Linked DNA regions of Homo sapiens: region 2 is linked to region 1. The links are chromatin loops, found by intact Hi-C in ENCODE. Cell type or tissue: mucosa of descending colon. All regions are shown on one strand. Each heading gives the region's core, and the rest is flanking DNA. Links, peaks and the distances in the headings are about the cores only. Region 1 overlaps KLF3 (KLF transcription factor 3). Region 2 has its middle 140 kb from the start of LINC02513.

Region 1 (2,912 bases), core at 249-2,748:
AACAAAAGCGAAACTCTGGTCTCAAAAAAAAAAAAAAAAAAAAACACACTGGCACTAACAGAACCTGATTTGCTTTTACTAAAAAATAATTACAAGGGTATGTTTATTTGCCCAGAAATGTACCTCAAAGTAATCCAAATGTTGATGAAGGGATGTTCTCATTACAGAAGTATTTAAGTTAATAAACAAAGAAGGAATGATAGGATTAGAATACCTATTTTTGAAATTCCTAACTAAATAATGCATCCCTGGACATTAAAAAAAAAGTCCGTGCAAAATTCAAATATCACAAAGAATAGAATCAAACTCACTATTTCACATGTCTACAAGCACTTTGTTTCCAATTTGGTAGCTTCTGATAATAGCTTTTAAATGATGATGCTTTTAGTGATAGTCACAGGATATAAAACAAGAAGATAAAGGACATGCAAAGAAAACGTCTGGAACCACACACCCGAAACTGTTAACAGGAGCTTCTTGGGAGTGGCGGTGGGTGGGACAGCTTTCTACACATCTGTGTTCTATTTTTAAAGTTTATTATTTATATGTATTTTTATTTTGAGATGGAGTCCCACTCTGTCACCCAGGCTGGAGTGCAGTGGAACGATCTCGGCTCACTGCAACCTCTGCCTCCTGGGTTCAAGGGATTCTTCTGCCTCAGCCTCCAGAGTAGCTGGGATTACAGGCATGCACCACCACTCCTGGCTTAGTTTTATACTTTTAGTAGAGACGGGGTTTCACCATGTTGGCTAGGCTGGTCTCGAACTCCTGACCTCAAGTGATCTGCCTGCCTCAGCCTCCCAAAGTGCTGGGATTACAGGTGTAAGCCACTACACCCGGCCAAGTTTATTATTTCCATAATCAAAACTTTTAACAAAGACAAGATAGGGAAGCCAAGCTAGGAAGGAACTAAATTTAGAAACAGAATCAAACACATGAACAGAAATGAGGCTTCTGTTTATGTATTTGCAAAAAATTTCTATACTTTGCACCCATATCTCTGACTACAGGGACCACTTTTGTCATTGGTACTAATTTGTTTACAGGTTCTGATCTACAATCATAAAAGAGTGACTGTACAGTCTTCAAAGTGCCTTCCACATAACTGAGAAGTAACTTAAGCCCTGGAAGAATTAGGGTCCCTAAACTTGGCAGTCTTTGGTACCCATGGGCGGCTCAGTGCACTGGGGTTATTACCATTCTGAAAGAATGCTAAGTAAACCACAAATGCTTAGAAAATCTATCATACAGTACTGACGGCAATCTGAAGCAGAACCAGTAGGTGGCGCACTAAAACAGGCATTAGAGACCAGGACACCGGCAGTAAATCAATCCAGTTGGCCAACCTCGGGGTCTTTAAACCTAGTGGGTTTTAACCAGGCTCAGGAATTCTATTAATCATTTTATGTGGGTATCACAGAGAAGAGGAGGCTCTAAATGTGGTTCTATTTTTTTCTGACGACTATTTTCCAATCATAAACACATTTACATCTTCATTATATTTAACTAGCTTAGCTAGCTTTAGAAATACATTAGCTAGTCTTAGAAATACATTCTAATGCTAAACTAAGCAATACCAGGATAACAAAACTGCATCCAAAAGGGGGGGGAAGGGCAAAATTGTTTTTATGAAAAATTCTAAGTTATTGAGGTGCTTAAAAGCAAAAATATACAGGAACATCACCACCGCCAAAATAATTTTCCATAACTGGAGCAAATGCCATCTTCCCCAGCTGTGTTATTTTGCAGAGAAAGGCCAATAAAAATGAATGGTCCTCAAAAAGGAGAAACAGATTTCCCTTCATGCTCTTTCCACCTGCACTTCTGACTTTTCAGATGTTAAAATAAGGGTCAAATTTCTGTCAAAATGCAAGACTGCGTGATTATAGATTAAAAGGGTTGGTGAATCATTGACATGAAGTTTCAGAAGTAATGCAGTCCTGCTTTGGAGCCCTATCCAGTGGTGTCTGAGACCTATGCACAATGGCTTTATGGAGTGGGGAGCGGGGCTGCAGGTGAGCTGCAGGGCTTAGAAACACACACACAGTCCTTCATGGAAGACGAGGTTAGGGGGTTACTAAACCTCCTCTGAAAGCAGCTTGCCTGGAGGCTAGAGCATGATTTATTACAGAAACGACCTTACAGACAACTGCCTGCCCCTTCCTGAGGGAGGAGGAAGGTGGAGAGAGAATGTGTACGTATCAGGAGCAGTTTCCTGTTTCTTGGGGTTAGAGCAAGACCTGCCTCTGACGTTCTCCCTTCTCATCTCCCTATTTCTTCCTTTCTCCATGCCCTCATTTCTTCCCACAGATCCTCAAAGGGTGCCTGCATTATCTTCCCCAACCCAGGACTGACCCCGAGGCTCCAAATCACCTGCCTTCCTCCAAGCAAACTTCCGTCTCCCAGCTGACCTCGGCTAGGCATACGGAGCAATACACTAACACACCATCGCTAAGCCTCCCTTTCAACTCTTCTAAGTTTTTGGATTTTTCAAAGAGAAAACATGTTATCTTCCCCTACCCTTACTCCCCAAAGGAACTTAAGGCAAAAAAAGAAAAAAAAAAAAGGCGGTGTGTGCATGTGTGTGTGTAATTCTTGGCTAGGAAAACTGGGCAGGCAAGCAACATCCCTGTAGCTAAACTTCCTTTCCAGAGAAACTTTTCTCTCTTCGTTTCTTTACCCAAATTCTTCAAAATCCCCCAATGGCTCAAGTATTATTTAAGGACAGTTGCCCTAGCCAGAAATACAGGGGACAGGCAACAGATGTCAGCAGGCATTTTTAAGCTGGAGGCTCCCTGAAACAAAGCTAAGCACTGGCACCTACCTGGAATTTCCTACCTAGACATTCTTGGAAATTTTCATGCCACTCTGTGATTTTCACCTGTCCTACTCTTCTATGACTGGTTTGAAAA
Region 2 (2,912 bases), core at 200-2,699, 440 kb after region 1:
CCTACAGAGTTAGATTTCAAACCAACCCTGTGATGTTTTTCTTGGACTTTGAACTGAATTATTGTTCTACTAGGTGATGACTTTCACTAATTCATCCAGGATATCTGTAGGGCCACCAGTTGGGTGGGGGGAGCTGTCTGAACAAAACTTACATCTATGTGTCATATAAAGTGCCTGCAAAAACCCCAGATACCCAGGACCTGTCCTTCAACAGAGAATATTACTAATCACAGCTACCCACAGACACCTTATTTTCTATTGCTCATTATCCATTTCTGATGTTAATTTAGCCACATCAAGGGCAAGTTCTTGTTTAAACACTATGAAGGCTCAAAATGAGTTTAATGTTTGCAACCTAAGACCAAGGCAAGTCTGGAAGACTTATGAAACCTAGGACTGGGGCTTTAGATTCCCTTCCCTTCCAGTCACCATCTGGTGCACTGTGCATGTTTAACCACATTCTGTTAACATCCTCAGTTCAACAAGTATTTATTGAGCACACTCGATGTGTAAGGCACGGGGAATACAACTGGGAGTAAGGTATGGTCCTCACCGTCACCTCATTAGCTGGCCGTCTTGCAGAAGAGAGGAGATGAGTGCTCACATAACTATAAGCAAAGACAACATATATATTTTGAGAGAGGTGCCCAAAATTTGCCAAAAGACTGCATCCAATCCGAGGGGATAGAGAACATTTCAGACAGAAAGAACAAAGGCACCGTGGCTGAATAGAATAGGATGTGAAACCTGGAGAGATATAATGGGAAACTTGGTAGGGGATACGTTGTGGGCAGCTTCCAGGGCCAGGCTGGTGAGTTTATTGTTGAACCCAAGAATGGCTGAAGACTTGATGAAATACATCACATCCATGTTGGCCACCCATTTCACTGGGCCCGGAGTTTGAGGTTTGCTGAGAGGTTAAAGTCACTAACAGCTTGAACATCCTCAAAAACAACTAGAGGTAAAAGATGCCCATGAAAAGTGGCTATGACTGCAAGATGGTTTCTATGACTATCACCAAGAAGAGGTACTACAAGGAGCCTGAGTGCGTGGGGAAGAGGAGGAAGAGCTGTTCAGCAACTGGTGCAATTGCAGGCATCTCGCGTTGCAGACTACCTCGTCAGCCCTGGCTAGATAAAGAGAGATTAAGTAGTGTCATGGTCCATCTTGGCCGATGTTGATGATGAGGTTTTGCCTCTCCAGGAAGTAGCATCCCTGTAGGCTGCTTATGGTAGGGCAAGGCCCTGTACACCACACCTTACCTCACCCCCACACCTCTTCCCCAGGCTGCACCTGGCCTTTGGCCTCATCTGCCCCACCTAGTTACACCCATGACTCCAACTGTGGCCAGAAAACACGTTACTATCAGGCAATTACAAACAAAAGAAACAAGGAAATTCAAGTAGTACCAGATTTCAGCTGGACTCACATGAGCTCCTCTAGCACCATCTGCGTGCCTCTGGGTTTCTGCTCCCCAAACCCTCATGACATGTGAAATGATCTGTTCATGGGTCCGACTTCCCCACGGGGCCATAAGCTGTGTTGTGCCTTTTCCTGGGTGTACCCCAGTGCCTAGTTAGTCCACTGATAGCACACATTAAGTAGATGCTACAGCTTTTCCAAGTACTGAAATGCTTCTCTTCACCCACACTTGACATACTATCTCATTTAATTCTTCCAACAACCCAACCCTCCAGGATAGGTGCTATTAGCCCACTTAATAAGTAAGGAAATTGGAACTCAGAAAGTTTAAGTAATTCCTCCAAGGTCACACAGCTAGGAAGTAGAAGAGAGAAACTAATATCTGTCTGATGCAGCCCCTTCTTGTAGGAGCAGGTTTATATGCATTGCATGGAACTGAAAGCCAGGTTTCCAGAATAGATAAGGCTTCTGCCTTGAGAAAGGTTCCTTCCGGGGTAAATGCTTGGGAAATCTACCCCGGACTGGTGTGTGGCAGAGACATACCGGACCTTTGTTTATTGTCTTAGAACTCTGTTTGAAACTGAATTTTAATATCTAGGCCTGGGTTACTGGGAATTTGTGGAAGCTGCTCTGTAATTCTTTCATCTGGGTCACACATGCCCGGCCAGGTGAGAGCTTCTCCGAAAGCCAAGACCAGGGGCCTGGACAAGTGGGAGGGACTTGCAGATGGGCCTCCGATACCTGTTGGCCCCCAGGAGTGCCCTCAGCCACAAGCATGATTGCAGAGCACAGCAGCATTGGAAGAAGGATAGAGCTAGCTTGGAGGTTAATGAGAGTTTGAGAGTAAGAATATCGGCCTAGGAAAATTCACATGAGTATGGGGTCATCTGTCACAGGGAAGTCTTTTCTAACTCACCAGGGATTGAATCCCACAACCCCTTCAGATTTTTCCAAGAAAGAAAATTGAGCCTCAGTCACTGCCGGATGATGACCAACATCTCCTTTTTCCAGGACCACATCCCACAGTCCAGCGCCCAGACATATCACGAGGCATGTCTGAAACGGCCTGGTTTATTGGCACTCTGACCCCAGGTCAGGAGCCAGAGATAAAGAGTGTGACTCCAGGCTCTTACCTTGGGCTTGAGTAAGAGCAAGCAGGGACCCGCCCTGCTGACACCAGTCCCAACCATCTGGTTCATCAGGATGAAATTGTTTTTGTTTGCGGCCGCACCCACTGCTGCACCTAAAGAAACAGCAGGTAGCAGCATCAAACCTGGTTTGAACCTGGCCCAAAAGCATGCACTCAGAGCACAGGAGACCCAAGAGGGACCCAAGAGAGCAAAACTTCTGTGGAAATCCAGGTGGCCGCAAAGGACAGAAATGAGAGGCCACCAACCTAAAAGCATTTCCTTTTGTACCTCCATGAAGACCAGTTAGGGAACTAGTGAATGATTTACAGCTACGCTGTTTATACAAATGAGCACATTAAC

What was found. A loop is a pair of places that touch in the nucleus more often than their neighbours do. Peaks named below come from ENCODE experiments on the same cell type or tissue, not always from the same donor. Only the 100,000 strongest peaks of a DNase experiment are listed, where the experiment ranks them.
Region 2: it touches region 1 in a loop (5-fold over the local background); 3 of 110 quality-filtered maps call a loop at or near these places.

Annotation. Positions count from the first base shown.
Region 1 is chr4:38,674,089-38,677,000 of GRCh38, reverse strand. All of the region lies in intron 1 of KLF3 (KLF transcription factor 3), which reads right to left. Among named protein-coding and RNA genes, the nearest start is that of KLF3-AS1, 11 kb to the right of the region's middle. RefSeq lists a silencer at 1,343-1,392. In mucosa of descending colon, for the core only: a CTCF peak has its summit at 1,280 (motif pointing right); no DNase peak of the experiment used is centred there.
Region 2 is chr4:38,230,236-38,233,147 of GRCh38, reverse strand. No RefSeq gene overlaps it. Among named protein-coding and RNA genes, the nearest start is that of LINC02513, 140 kb to the left of the region's middle. In mucosa of descending colon, for the core only: a CTCF peak has its summit at 1,214; DNase peaks (open chromatin) are centred at 1,297 and 2,577.